Linked DNA regions of Homo sapiens: region 1 is linked to region 2. Evidence: chromatin contacts called from ENCODE Hi-C or POLR2A ChIA-PET data. All regions are on one chromosome and are shown on one strand. Each heading gives the region's core, a stretch centred on a gene start or an enhancer-like site at or near the end of the contact. The rest is flanking DNA. Distances are from core to core; before and after follow the strand shown. Region 1 has its middle 19 kb from the start of HYI. Region 2 overlaps CFAP57 (cilia and flagella associated protein 57).

Evidence for each region. Hi-C counts contacts between places; a loop is a spot of excess contacts on that map. ChIA-PET counts read pairs that join two places held with the same protein, here RNA polymerase II (POLR2A). Pooled maps may share reads with other maps.
Region 1: a loop to region 2 is called in a map of endothelial cell of umbilical vein, with 15 times the contacts of the local background. The contact joins two enhancer-like sites. A Hi-C loop is called at or near these places in 1 of 168 maps with a recorded cell type or tissue (endothelial cell of umbilical vein) and 3 of 50 pooled maps. POLR2A ChIA-PET finds 5 or more read pairs at or near these places in 2 of 52 experiments (H1 and WTC11).

What each region holds. Positions count from the first base shown.
Region 1 is chr1:43,468,837-43,476,144 of GRCh38, forward strand. No RefSeq gene overlaps it. Among named protein-coding and RNA genes, the nearest start is that of HYI, 19 kb to the left of the region's middle. RefSeq lists enhancers at 2,978-4,177, 7,282-7,308. Within about 2 kb of position 4,140, at least 8 of the 41 ENCODE cell types and tissues checked have a DNase peak (open chromatin) inside an H3K27ac peak, as active enhancers do; they include endothelial cell of umbilical vein, where a contact is called at or near this core.
Region 2 is chr1:43,201,700-43,209,276 of GRCh38, forward strand. CFAP57 (cilia and flagella associated protein 57) reads left to right here. Exons shown (of 23, transcript NM_001378189.1): 10 at 5,021-5,233. It overlaps LOC105378685 (a long non-coding RNA gene), which reads right to left. Exons shown (of 5, transcript XR_007066041.1): 4 at 4,647-4,693. Among named protein-coding and RNA genes, the nearest start is that of CFAP57, 33 kb to the left of the region's middle. RefSeq lists an enhancer at 4,494-5,693. Within about 2 kb of position 5,197, at least 14 of the 41 ENCODE cell types and tissues checked have a DNase peak (open chromatin) inside an H3K27ac peak, as active enhancers do; they include endothelial cell of umbilical vein, where a contact is called at or near this core.

The DNA.
Region 1 (7,308 bases), core at 2,890-5,389, 270 kb after region 2:
GCTGTTGATGGTGCCCAGGCTGTTTGTGCCAAGGAACACCTGCAGGCCTGTGCCAAGATTCCCTCAACTTCCCCTTGGCTTCCCTCCTATGCTTATTAGTGCCCAAAGTCTGGAGGGGGCCAAGGTGGCAGGGGGCTGGCGTGTTGGCACTGCCCCAAGTGTTCTCACACCCAGCCAGGCTGTGACAGCACCCAGGCTTGGCCCCAACCTTGCTCTGAGATTGGAGCAGACAAGGGAGTGGGAAGAGGCCAGGCAGTGGGAGCAGACACCTCTGAGCCTGCAGGAGGAAGGGGGACTCTCCCAGGCCCCTGAGAGTGCCCAGTTGTCTGGGTCCACAGCTATAGCTTGGGCGGTTGCAGCTACACCCAGATAGGTGGGATTCCTGCCTGCTCCTGGACCCCCCAAGAGCACAGAGATGCCTGGGTCCACAGCCATGACTTGGGTGGTTGTAGCTGTACCTGAAAGGGTGGGGCTTCTGCCTGCTCTGTGGAGTGAAAGGCCCAAGTCCGCAGCCACGACTTGGGCAGCTGCAGCTGCACCACCCAGGGAGCTCCTTCCCCACCAATGCAGAAGGGGCAGGGCTCCCACTTGTCCCCAGCTCCTGCTGGCTCTGTGGAGTGTGCAGCCGTGGCCGCACCTCCCTGCTACAGCTGGCATGTGGCAGCAGCCACTCCAGACGAGCTGCCACTGCCATCAAATTGATAAGCCACATCATAACACCAGAGAATTTTATGGGCAGGAGCCCACTGCCATACTTCCTATGCTATAAAATGGGCCCCCTTATCAGAGATGATGTTGTATTTGATACTGTGGTGAAGAATAAGGCATTCCGTAAGTCTACAAGTGATGCTGGAAGAAGCACTTCAGGCAGAGAAGACAAATGTGTACCCAGAAGACATGTTTACGGCATGAAAGCAAAATTCTATTCCTTTCAAGATGGAGGAGTCCAAGGTAGGCTTCCCCCAAACAAAGTGTGTCTCCATCATTGTGTTGTGAAATTCAAGGGCAAGCAACTTGTCTCTCACTTTAGAGAAGGATTACCCACGCCAATGACCCTCTAGAAACTTCACTTACATAATATGCCTCTTGGCCTTAGGCACACATATGTCTTACAAAGGCATCTAGAGTGTTGATGCTTCCTACTCACCAGGTCCAGTTAACATAATTCCATCAATGTCATGGACCAGAATGACATCCTGTAGGGTATCAAGATGATCAAGTTCCCATCACACTATATTATGACAGAGAAAAGGAAACTTGATATTGTCCTGGTGTAAGATAGTAGAGGTATACTATTTGCCCTGCTATGTAAATGCAAACTGCTTCGGATTTTCCTGGGGGAAAAAATGTTTTCTAGGTCAGAAGCTGAATGCCAGATATCATGGGCTGTGTTGAATTGCCACAGTAAGTATTTCACATTTAGTGCTGTAGCTGTGACTGACATCACTATGTGAATAAATGTACAAAGATCTCTTTCTCCATGCCCCATCTGGCTTTTGCACTAGCCAGATAAGTAAGTTAAATGGGGATGTACTGGGAATTGCCACCTATGCATATCTCAAGTTGCTGGTGGTAGCATTAATCACTGTAGTTTCCCCCAGGTTGAAGTATTTTTTACTTTCTTGGTATGGTGGGCGTGGAAGTGAGTGCTGGAGGGATCTCCATCAACAAGAGCTTCCACTTTGCCCTCCTTTTCACTACAAAAGTCTTAATTTCATGGGTCAAAGGACCAATATAATCATTCTGCCAGTTATTACATATCTCTCTTTTCTCTACACATTCTAGGAGTCAGGGAAAAACACAGGATGAATACCTGATCCTGTGGACACTGTGTTAGACAGACTAGGATGTATGGGCTAGGATTCCATACATCACCTGATTTTCATAAGTTCCAAATTTCACTGGTGGATGATGGTGGCACTTCAGGGTTCTGGGGATCAGAGTGAGTTCAGGGTCAATATTTATTAACCTTGGGAGTATCTAGTATATTTCCTTCTCCCTAGTGTATAGCTGCCCTGGTAAATGGCTGCAGGCCATTCTGAGGAAGGCTTTGGAGAAGACACACAATATACATCCGTGACCACATTGCAGGGTCCCTCCTCAGTTGTGGGTATCCGAGTTTATGAACTGACTTAGGTCTAGGAATTGGGTAAAAGGCCACGAATCTTCCTCCAGTTTCTACCCAGAAACCTAGAATTTTTCACCTGTATTTGTCAGGCAGCACCTTCACAGGCTGCCCAAGTATTTCATTTCTAGAGAACTGCGCCACAATTCACTACAGATTACAGCACTCTGATGGCCACTCTGTCTCTGTGGCTTGCGGGGCGCTACCTCCTGTCTGACCAGCAAGCATGGCCACCTTGCCTCATCTACTGTGGGGTCCCATTATTCTCTTTAAGATCAAGAAACCCAATTCCTTTGCATTGTCCCCAACTGTCATCTCCAGCCTATAGATGACAGTCACCACAGAGCTCTTCAAGGACTTCCAAATACCTTAGTGAGGGAAGTGTCCTTCAGACCTTCTCAGGGGCCGTGGTGAGGGAGAAGTGAGCAGGTTTGCACAGCACATTGGTGCTCACAGTGCGGTGATTCTCATCCATGCCAAAGTTCGAGAGCCACCGCTGTGGAACACGGCCTCTCCGACTTTAATGAGCACGCACGGCACCTGAGGATCTTTTTAAATGCAGAGTCTGGTTTGATAAGTCTAGGGTGGGGTCGAAGGTTCTGCATTTTCTGATGCAGGTGATGCCAGTGCCTCTGATCTGGGACAACAGCTCTGAGTAGTAATGCTGTAGAGGAAGGTGTCTGAAGACTCAGGAACATGAGGATCTAATGGATCTATTAAGTCAGGGAGTGGGGGGGTCTCAAATTTTAGTGCAAATCAGAATCACCTGGAAGCCTTATTAAAACACAGATTTCTGGGTCTCACCCCTACAGTTTCTGATTCTATAGATCTGAGGTTAGGCCCAAGAATTTGCGTTTCTAACAAGTTCTCAGATGATGCTGATGCTGTTGGTCCAGGGACCACACCTAGAGAAGTGGCTGTCTACCATCCTCCCAATCCACTCCCTGACCTTTCCCTTGACTACCCTGACTGTCCACCTAGGCGGGGTTTTGCACGTCTTTAAGAGTACAGCTAGCTTTTTCTGGAGCAGGCCTTCTACTTTGTTATGGGCCTGAAGGTAATAAGAGGTAAGGGAGGGGACCTGAGGAGAGTTAGCATTAGCATATGGGGCAACTGCCCTGGGAACAATGATTGTAAGGCTTTTATGCAGAGGAGAGATAGCTCCTTCAGCCAGAATAAAAGGTTTAGAGGAGAACAGAGGTTCAAAAGTCTCAGCCCAATCAGGCCTGCCTTTCAGGCATCCTGTATCCCCTTCCTGTATCTGAGAGTCCTCCCCGAGAACCTTGCCTTGGCATAAAAGACTTGGCCGCGTTATGCATTTAATTGCTGCTGCAAATCTACAACTTTAACAGTCAGACCATAGACTTAGTTCTTAGCCATATTTACCCTTCAATTACCGGAAATAAGGAACCCCTCAGGGCCACCATGGAGGCATTCTGGTTTTCCATGCGTCTTTTTAATTGTATTTCCATAGCCTTGATTTTCTCTTTTTCCCTATATAAATTTCTTAGGATAGTAAAAAGAATCCAGTTGTTTCTACTATTTTTTAATCACTGTTGTTGCCATAGCAATTAAGTGCCGGCGCTACTTGATCTCTTAATGCCTTGCCCATCACCTGCATTCCCTCCCATGCTCCCACCATTGATAATGTGGGTAATGATGATGTCACCACATGCCATGGATTACTCACTTCCTCATTCTTCCCCAGCAAGGTTATCGCTGTGTTCCTCAAATACATGAGCAACGGAATTCCAGAATCCCATTTTGAGGAACTATTTTCTGATTTCACAATGGCTATGTCAGTCTGAGTTCAAATAGGAAACAGATGGCACACTGAAATTAGTATAATTCAAGGAGGCTTTTATGAAGGGGCCATTTATGAAGGTTTGGACAGGGTATCAGGGACTCACAAAGGATAATGTAATCATCCAGAACTAATAACAGCAGAATTACTGACATCCCTAGGCCTGAAGGGATGAAGACAGGGAATGGTTTCTGGAATCCAGAAGGAAATTCCTGCAGAGTGAGCCATGTGGAGAGCAGTAGTGACTTGTGGTCAAAGGACACAGCCAGCTCAGGACGTGTAAGGGAGCTCTGTGGCTGGGTATCTGCATTGGCTGAACCCAACACAAAGCCAGAAGGCAAGGACTCCACTGGCATAGACCATGAGGGGGCTCTCCTAGGAAAGCGAAGGGGGAGGAAGCGTGGAGAGTGGATTTGGCCTGGTGAATGTTCCCCTAAACTTTTTCCGATACTGTTACTGTTTATTTTTCTTCACATTTAAATCTATCGTCTTGCTCTTTGTTTTCTATTTGTCTCATCTGGTTTTTGTTCCTTTATTTCTCTGTCCTTGCCTTCTTCAGGACTAATTACTTTTATTATTCTATTTTTTTCCTCTATTACCTTGTTAGTTTTATTAATACATTCTTTTTTTATTCTTCTAGTGGTTACTATAGAGATTAAAATATCTCCTTACATCACTATGAACTCATGTTTAGTTTAATATAGACACAGATAATTACATCCAGAAATATGTTTATATATCACACATACATATATACATAGGCACATACATCATACATACTTGTATATGACATGCACGTATATATATACATGTGTGTGTACACAGGCTAGTGTACACACATATCTTCCCTTACTCTGTCAGCTGAGAAGGCCTAGGAGCAAAGAACACCCCTAGCATCCAGTTCTAATGCCATTCTCATAACAGAAACCGGGGCTCCTCAGAGAAATGGATGGCTCAAATTGAAACAGAAAATATACAGGAGGACCCTGAATCATATTGTAGTACCGGAAAGTAAAGGAGTGTTAAAAAATGTTGAGAGTATGCCAAAAGGACACAGGAGTCAAATCAAAGAGCTCCCAATGGTCAACGCTGAAAATTTTTAAGCAAAAAAAAAAAAAAATAAGTAAAATAGTACTGGATTATAACTCAAAGTATAAAATAAATATCCAAGACTCCAGACTGATATAAATGAATGACTAAATATGTAAATAAATGGGAGAGGAGAAATCTCCCTTGCACCACGATTCCAAATAATTTATGTAGATACTCTGCCCTTGAAAAGGAGGGAAAGAATAATACCCCACTCCTTAATTATGGGGTGTACATAGTGACTTCCTTCCAAAGAGTACACTATTGAAAGGTGAAATAAAATAATTTTACAGTGGAGAAACCTGACAAACACTACCTCTGCCAGGGGATCAAGGTCAACATCAATGGCGATAGGTCATGTGGATAGTGTGTTCTTCTTGATAGGATGTGATGCAAATGACACTTTACCACTTGTTCTTCCTTCCTCCCCCTAAAAACAGGTCACCCCAATCTAATTATGAGAAAAACATCAGACAAATCTCAGCTGAGGGACATTCTATGAAATACCCAACCAGTTCTGCTCAGAACTGTGAAAAACAAGGACACATGAATGTATATGTGTATGTCATATACATATCCATTTGAGAAACTGTCACAGCCACAAGGAGCCTAAGCAGGCATAACAAGTAAATGTAATGTGGGATCCTAGATCAAATCCTGGACAAAAAAGGACAGTAGGTAAAAATTACAGAAATGTAAATACAGTGTGAATTTTAGCTAATGTATCAATATTGATTCATTACTTGTGACAAATATGTCATAATGTAAGATGTTAATAACGGGAAAGGGAATGTGGGGCACAGGAAAGCCCTCTGTACTATCTTCTCAATGTTTCTGTAAATCTAAAACTATCTAAAATAAGAAGTATATTTTAAAAATAGAACTCCTTGGCTCACTAGAGTTTGCCTTAAATTAGTACTTTTATTACTTCTCAAACAATGAAAGAAACTCACAACAGTTTAATTCCATTTATCCTTCTCTTCCTCCCTTTTGTGTAATTTTTGTCATCTATGTTATTTCTTTTTTTTGTTGTTTTTTTTTTAGATGGAATCTTGCTCCATTGCCTAGGCTGGAGTGCAGTGGCGTGATCTCGGCTCACTGCAACCTCCACCTCCCAGGTTCAAGGGATTCTTGTGCCTCAGCCTCCTGAGGGGCTGGGATTACAGGTTCATGCCACCACTCCCGGCTAATTTTTGTATTTTTAGTAGAGACAGGGTTTCACCATCTTGGCCAGGCTGGTCTCGAACTCCTGACCTCAAGTGATCCACCCACTTCGGCCTCCCAAAGTGCTGGGATTACAGGCGTGAGCCACTGCGTCCAGCCTGTTATTTCTACATGTGTTTTAAACTCCACAAGACATTATTGTTGTTATTTTAAACAATCAATATTCATTTAAACATACACTATATGTATGATATATGACAAATATATGAGGGGATATAGACAAATGGATATATATCACATATGTATATGTATATGAAAGATATAAAATACTCTTGGCCACGCACCGTGGCTCACGCCTGTAATCCCAGCACTTTGGGAGACCAAGGTGGATGGATTGCTTCAGCCCAGGAGTTCAAGACCAGCCTAGGCAGCATGGTGAGACTCTCTCTACAAAAAACACTAAAATTAGTCGGGCATGGTGGTACATGCCTGTAGTCCCAGCTACTCTGCAGGCTGAGGTGGGAGAATTGCTTGGGCCCGGGAGGTTGAGGCTGCAGTGAGCTGTGATCACGCCACTGCACTCTAGCCTGGGCAACAGAGAAAGACCCTGTCTAAAAAATAAAAAATAAAAAAAATTACTCTCCACCCTTCCTCCCCTTTCGCTTTCCTAGGAGAGCCCCCGCATGGTCTATGCCAGTGGAGTCCTTGTCTCCTGGCTTCGTGTTGGGTTCAGCCAATGCAGATCCCCAGCCACAGAGCTCCCTTACAGGTCCTGGGCTGGCTGTGTCCTTTGACCACAAGCCACCACTGCTCTCCACGTGGCCCACTCTACAGGAATTTCCTTCTGGATTCCAGAAACCATTCCCTGTCTTCATCTGGGGATGTCAGTAATTCTGCTGTTATTAGTTCTGGATGATTACATTATCCTTTGTGAGTCCCTGATACCCTGTCCAAACCTTCATAAATGGCCCCTTCATAAAAGCCCCCTTGAATTATACTAATTTCAGTGTGCCATCTGTTTCCTATTTGAACTCAGACTGACATAGCCATTGTGAAATCAGAAAATAGTTCCTCAAAATGGGATTCTGGAATTCCGTTGCTCATGTATTTGAGGAACACAGCGATA
Region 2 (7,577 bases), core at 3,947-6,446:
CCGCCTCCCAGGTTCAAGCGATTCTCCTGCCTCAGCCTCCTGAGTAGCTGGGATTACAGGCATGTACCACCACACCCGGGTAATTTTGTATTTTTAATAGAGACGGGGTTTCTCCATGTTGGTCAGGCTGGTCTTGAACTACTGACCTCAGGTGATCCACCCACCTCGGCCTCCCAAAGTCCTGGGATTACAGGCGTGAGCCACCGCGCCTGGCCCACGGACATTATTAATGAGAGCTGCTGAGCCTCCTCAGCTTCAGCAATATAATTAGTCTTCAAGTGACTGTGGAGATGCGGATGAAAGTACAGAAAGTGATTCTGATGCCCAAGCTCACCAGTCCAGGAAAACAGCCATTTGTTTCATCACTTTACAAGTACTTAAAACACTGGTCTCTAATTAGGGATATATGTTAGAATGACATGTGTAACATTTTTTACAAATACAGATACAGGATGCAGCTAAAGCTATGCATACAGGGAAATGTATAACCTTAAATACATATACTGTGTTAGAAATGAAAAAAGATACATAAGCATCCATCTCAAGAAGTTAGAAAAAGAACAGCAAATTAAATTCAAATAAAAGGCAGGAAATAAAGATAAGAGCAGAAGTTAATAAAATAGAAAACAGACAAAAGATCATCAAAGCCAAAATTTGATTCTTTGAAAACACGAAATAGACAAACCCTTGGCATGACTGATGAAGAAAAAATTAAGAGTGTGGAGATACCAACAACCAATATGAGGATTAAAAAGGGGATATCACTAAAGGTCCTATAGACATTAAAAAGATCTGAAAGGGGTCCGGGCGCAGTCACTCACGCCTGTAATCTCAGTACTTCGGGAGGCTGAGGCAGGCGGATCCCTTGAGATCGGGAGTTCGAGACCAGCCTGGCCAACATGGTGAAACTTCATCTCTACTAAAACTACAAAAATCAGCCGGGTGTGGTGGCACACACCTGTAATCCCAGCTACTCAGGAGGCTGAGACAGGAGGATCGCTTGAACCTCGGAGGCGGAGGTTGCAGTGAGCCGAGATTATGCCACTGCACTCTACCTTGGGTAACAGAGTGAGACCCTACCTCAAAAAAAAAACAAAATGAAAAAAAAATTGAAAGGATATTATGAACTTTATGCAAATAAATTTTAATATATAGATGAAACTGACAAATTCCTATAAAAATTGAATCTGTAGGCTGGGCGCAGTGGCTCACACCTGTAATCCCAGCACTTTGGGAGGCTGAGGTGGGCGGATCACGAGGTCAGGAGATGGAGATCATCCTGGATAACACGGTGAAACTCCGTCTCTACTAAAAATACAAAATATTAGCCGAGCATGGTGGTGGGCACCTGTAGTCCCAGCTACTCGGGAGGCTGAGGCAGGAGAATGGCATGAACCTGGGGGATGGAGGTTGCAGTGAGCCGAGATCATGCCAGTGCAGTCTAGCCTGGGCAGCAGAGTGAGACTCTGCCTCAAAACAAAACAAAACAAAACAAAACAAGAAGAATCTGTAACTTAAAACCTTTCTACAAAGAAAACTCTAGGCCCAGATCTTATCACTGGGGAATTTTATCAACATTTAAGGAAAAAAAAATAACACTATCACTAATCTTGAAAAAAACTCTTCTAGAGAATTGGAAAAAGAAGGAATACTTTCCAGTTATGTTCTATGAGGCCAAAATAATTGTGATACCAAAATCTGTCAAAGACACCACAAGAAAAAAAAATAAGCTAGTCTTTTTCATGAGCACAGATAGAAATATATATTTATATATATATTTTAGACGGAGTCTTGCTGTGTCACCAGGCTGGAGTGCAGTGGCACCATCTCGGCTCACTGCAACCTCTGCCTCCTGGGTTCAAACGATTCTCCTGCCTCAGCCTCCTGAGTAGCTGAGATTACAGGTGTGCGCCACCATGCCCAGCTAATTTTTGTATTTTTAGTAGAGACAGGGTTTCACCATTTTGGCCAGGATGGTCTCGATCTCTTCACCTCATGATCCACCTGCCTTGGCCTCCCAAAGTGCTGGGATTACAGGTGTGAGCCACCGTGGCCGGCCAGCTTTCAAGATTTTCTTATCTTTGGCTTTCAACATTTTGTTTTTGATGTGTCTGGATCTAGATTTCTTTGCATTTATCCTACTTGGAGTTTATTGTACTTCTTGGATGTGTAGGTTAATGTTTTTCAACAAATTTGAGATTTTTCAGCATTATTTATTTGAATATTTGTTGTTTTTCTCTCTTCTCCTAGTGCTCTCATTACAGTACCATACGTGGGTGCATTTAATGGATGCCCACATTTCTCTGAAACTCTGTTAATGTTAATTTTTCTTGATTAGTGTTTCTCTCTGTTCTTCCAATTGCACAATCTCTATTGAGCTATTTCAAGTTTGCCAGCTCAAATCTACTGTTGAGCCTTCCAGTGAATTTTTCGTTTTGGTTATTGTACTTTTCAACTCCAGAATTTCCATTTGATTTTTGAACTAATTTCTGTTTTCTTATTATATTCTTTATTTGATGAGGCTTGTCATCCTACCTTCCTTTAATTATTTAAGCGTAGTTTCCTTTAGTTAATTGAACTTATTTGTATTAGCTACTTTGAAGTCTTTGTCCGCAAAATCTACCATCTGGGCCCCTTCAAAGGCAATTTCTATTGCCTGAATGCTTTCTTTCTTTCTTTTTCTTATTGGTTACACTCTTTTTGTTTGTTTGTTTGTTTGTTTATGTTTCAATTTTTTGTTGGCTGAATATTTTAGACAATATATTGTAGCAGTTCTGAATATGTGTCCCCCCAGGGCATTGTTGTTGGTTGGTTGGCTGATTATCTGTTTCGTGACTTGGCTGAGCTAATTCTGTAAAGTCTGTTTCCCCTGTAGTGAGCAGTGTCTCATATCACTACTCAGATCTATTTTTCATCTTTTCTTTTAGCCTGGCTACCTAGGGTTGCCCATGAGTTGCCTAAGCTGCTTATTAGTTACAGATGGTGCATAAACCCCCTTAGACAATTAGGTTTTTACCTTTTACTACCAGATTTATGTGTGGCTTGGAAAATGCTATCACAGTTCAGAGAGTGATGGCTTTTGCATCATGTTCAGCCAGAGACTGGTAGTTTGGATGACCCCTTTCTGATTGTTCATAAGAGGGTACAGCCTTGGGCATGCACAGAGTCTTCCAGGCTGCGAGGGATGAATATGATTTCATTTTTAAGCCTGGCTTCCTAGGAGATGCCCCTGGGTCGGGAGAGCTTAATGTTCCGCATTTGGTAGACTGTTGTGTTTGGTAGGCCCGTTGTGCCAGTGAGACTCTGCCCTATGTTAACGGGTCTTTGTGTAGCTTAGGAGATGCTTTCAAGTTTTCCTCATATCCCACTCTGACTGCACCTGAATCAGTACAGTCTAACACATACACAAGACCTTCCAGCCTCTAGAGTTGTCTGTTATCCCTGAAGGACTCTTCTTCTCTGTCCCTTTCCCTTGTTCTATCAAAATTCCACTCCTCTATATCATTTTGCTTACATCCTGGAGTTATCAGCCTCCTCTTAATCACTTTCCACCAAGATCTCCACTGTTTTAGACAATGCCCATAGGCATGGACTTTTCCATGTTCTATTCCAAATAAAGTCAGCCCCCTCAAGCAGAGCTGTAGAGCTCCCTGTCTTAGCACCTGACTTTCCCACAGACAGAACCTTTGCTCCACTGCACCAGAGCTGGGGCGGGGACCTGCTTTTCCAGGAGTAACATCCTCACTTCTGTGAGTGACACTTGAGGTGTGTGCGTGTGTGTGCACATGCGTGTGTATGTGTGTGTGCACGTATGTAAGCCCCTGGTCTTTTTGGCTTGCCCTTCATGGCTTGGAACTTTCACTCTATAAGCAAACTGGGTCAGGAATCATTAGGGCACAGTTATTCTCAGTATGCTGAGCTTAGAGTGGAGTTTCTTCCAACAAGTGACAATGGGCCGAGGGGAAGAGAGTCTGAGCCCTCTTGGCCACACCTGCTTGGAATAGAGCTTCTGCAACATGGGGCTGGGGTAAGAATAAGAAATCCCAGCAGTTTCCCTTTCCAGACCGAAACCATAGCCCAAGATCAGGAGCTATGGGGAGAGGGAGTCGCTTATCTTGGCCACATCTGCCCAGAGTGCACAGCAGTGAAGTTTCTGGAGCTGAGGCCGTAACAGAGCGAGTCATGGCTTAAATGCAGCAGACTCTGTTCTTACTGGGATTGAGTAGATTTTCTTGAATAAATGTTTTTCCATTTGCTGTATTCCCTGAGGACAATTTCCAGAGACATTTTATTTATTTTATTTTAGACAGGGTCTCACTCTGTCACTGAGGCCAGAGGGCAGAGGTACACTCATAGCTCACTGCAGCCTCAGCCTCCCCAGTTCAAACCATCTTCCTGCCTCAGGCACATGCCACCATGCCCAGCTTATTATTTTTATTTTTATAAAGACAGGGTTTCACTATGTTACCCAGGCTATTCTCAAACTGCTGGGCTCAAGTGATCCTTCCACCTCAGCCTCCCAAAGTGTTGGGACTACAGATGTGATCCACTGCACCCAGCCTTCTAAAGACTTTAAATGATTATTTTTTATCATATTTACCAGTTAACCTACATTGTCAGAGAGAAGGTCAAGTTGAGGTTCTTACCGTGCCATTCCAGAAGTCCACTCTCTCTGTGCTATTTTTGCAAGTTTCTGTGAATACATAATTATTTCAAAAATGTTTTGAAAAAACAGCAATAATTGGTTGGTTCTAGCCTTAAGAAACCTGTAGGATTCAGTCTTTACGTTCATAAAGTGAAAAAGAAATGAGAGTGTTTCATCTTCAGTAATTTGCAAGCGTCATAGAAAACAGAATGTGAACGTTCACAAGAAGCTATGTTTTGTGCTAACAGAAGGGCCTACAGCAGGAAAGGACGTTCTGCTCAGTCTAGTGGAGCACCTAAGGAGTTTGCACCCTTTTCTGTGTTAGGGTGTAAGTGTGTGTACACTCTTCACTGGATATGTCTTCCTCTCCTGCAGATTCGCTCAATTGTGTGGAATGCAGATGATAGCAAACTGATTTCTGGTGGCACAGATGGTGCTGTGTATGAATGGAATCTGTCCACAGGAAAGAGAGAGACAGAATGCGTGCTCAAGTCTTGCAGCTACAACTGTGTTACTGTCTCCCCCGATGCCAAAATTATCTTTGCTGTTGGATCAGACCACACCCTCAAGGAGATTGCAGATTCCTTGGTGAGTCTGCCCCTGCCCCGCCTCTGGGCTGGTGCACGGATCTGCAGGGACAGCTTCCCGTGCTTACAGCACAAAGTATGCACGGAATGAGGGCCTCTGCATACAGGGCCCCTTCTTCCCAAGATAACATCAGGCTCCTCATTCCTTTTAGATTAGCTCAGTTATCGTCACTTCCTGAATTTCCTGCCTAGTTTCCTTCCTGACTGGGTGAAATTGTAAATTGCGGGGCTCTTTTTCATTTCCCTTTTACTTGCTGTCTGTAACTTCTCTCCCACCTTCCAGGCATGGAGGTCATGTCATCTCTAAACTGTACTCTTACCCTTGGTCTGCACTTACATTCCTGGGGTAAAAACCTAACTACGGTATGCACTGAGTAACACCAATGATGGACCACATGGACTGTAAGATTGTAATGCCATAAGATTATAATGCCAAATGTTCACTGTACCTTTTCTGTTTAGATACACAGATATTTTCCATTGCGTCACAGTTGCCTACAGTATTCAGCATAGTCACATGCTGTTCAGGTTTGTAGCCTCGGAGCAGTAGGCTCTACCACATAGCCTAGGTGTATAGTAGGCTGTCGCAGCTAGGTTTGTGTAAATACACTCCGTGATGTTTGCGTGACAAAATAGCCTAACCATGTATCCCATATCAAGCGATGCATGACTGTGCAGTGAGCTGCTCTCACCTAGGCTTGCCACTGTATTCTTTTGAAATCCCCAAACTCTGAAACCGTACAGTTACATTGGGCTCCAAATAGTGAAGGGAAAAGAGAGGAGCTCAGCAAGGATGCATCATACAAACATGGGCTGTGCGCTCCTCCAGCTGGTTCCTCCCACTTTTCCTGTGACTGGTGCCTGGGAAAGTGCGTAGATACCACGGCAGCAAGCTAGCCCAAGGCAGATCTCCCGTGGCTGGAACACAGCTGACAGTATGGTGACTCTCCTGTGTACCCCCGAGTAGCCTGGTCCTAATTCAATGGCAGCTATCAGTGCTGTGCCAGAATAAAGCCCCTTTAGGGCAGGGCCATCTTTTGCTCCTCTTGGCAGCCCTACTAGCTGGCACATTGTGTGGTGCACAGCATTCAATAAATGTGTGTGTAGGCATGAAAAAATGCTCATCATCACTGGCCATCAGAGAAATGCAAATCAAAACCACAGTGAGGTACCATCTCACACCAGTTAGAATGGCAATCATTAAAAAGTCAGGAAACAACAGGTGCTGGAGAGGATGTGGAGAAATAGGAATAATTTTACACTGTTGGTGGGACTGTAAACTAGTTCAACCATTGTGGAAGACAGTGTGGTGATTCCTCAAGGATCTAGAACTAGAAATACCATTTGACCCAGCCATCCCATTACTGAGTATATACCCAAAGGATTATAAATTATGCTGCTATAAAGACACATGCACACGTATGTTTATTGTGGCACTATTCACAATAGCAAAGACTTGGAACCAACCCAAATCAATGATAGACTGGATTAAGAAAATGTGGCGCATATACACCATGGAATACTATGCAGCCATAAAAAAGGATGAGTTCATGTCCTTTGTAGGGACGTGGATGAAGCTGGAAACCATCATTCTCAGCAAACTATCGCAAGGACAGAAAACGAAACACCGCATATTCTCACTCATAGGTGGGCATTGAACAATGAGAGCACTTGGACACAGGGTGGGGAACACCACACAACGGGGCCTGTCGTGGGATGGGGGGAACAGGGAGGGATAGCATTAGGAGATATATCTAATGTAAATGACGAGTTAATGGGTGCAGCACACCAACATGGCACATGTATACATATGTAACAAACCTGCACGTTGTGCACATGTACCCTAGAACTTAAAGTATAACAATAATAATAATAAAAGAAAAAAAAAATATGTGTGTAGGTGGGTGGGTGAATGAGTGCATGAATGAGTGAGGGAATGAAGGGGCGCTCTGATAGTACAGTAGTCCCACCTTACCCACAGTTTCAGTTACCTGTGGTCAACCAAGGTCCAAAAACAGGTGAGTACCATACTGTGAGTAAGATATTTTGAGAGAGAGAAATCACATTCACACAGCTTTTATACAGTATTCTTATAACCGTTCTATTTTATTATTAGGTATTATTTATCTCTTACTGGACCTAATTTATAAATTAAACCATATCATAGTTATGTACGTATAGGAGAAAACCATAGTATATATAGGGTTCAGTACTATCTGTGGTTTCAGGCACCACTGGGGATCTTGGAACATATCCCTCAAGGATAAGGGGAGACTAATGTATGGTTTTGCTTATGTAATGAGCATTAATAAATGCTTGCTGAATGCATTTATGAGCAATAGCCC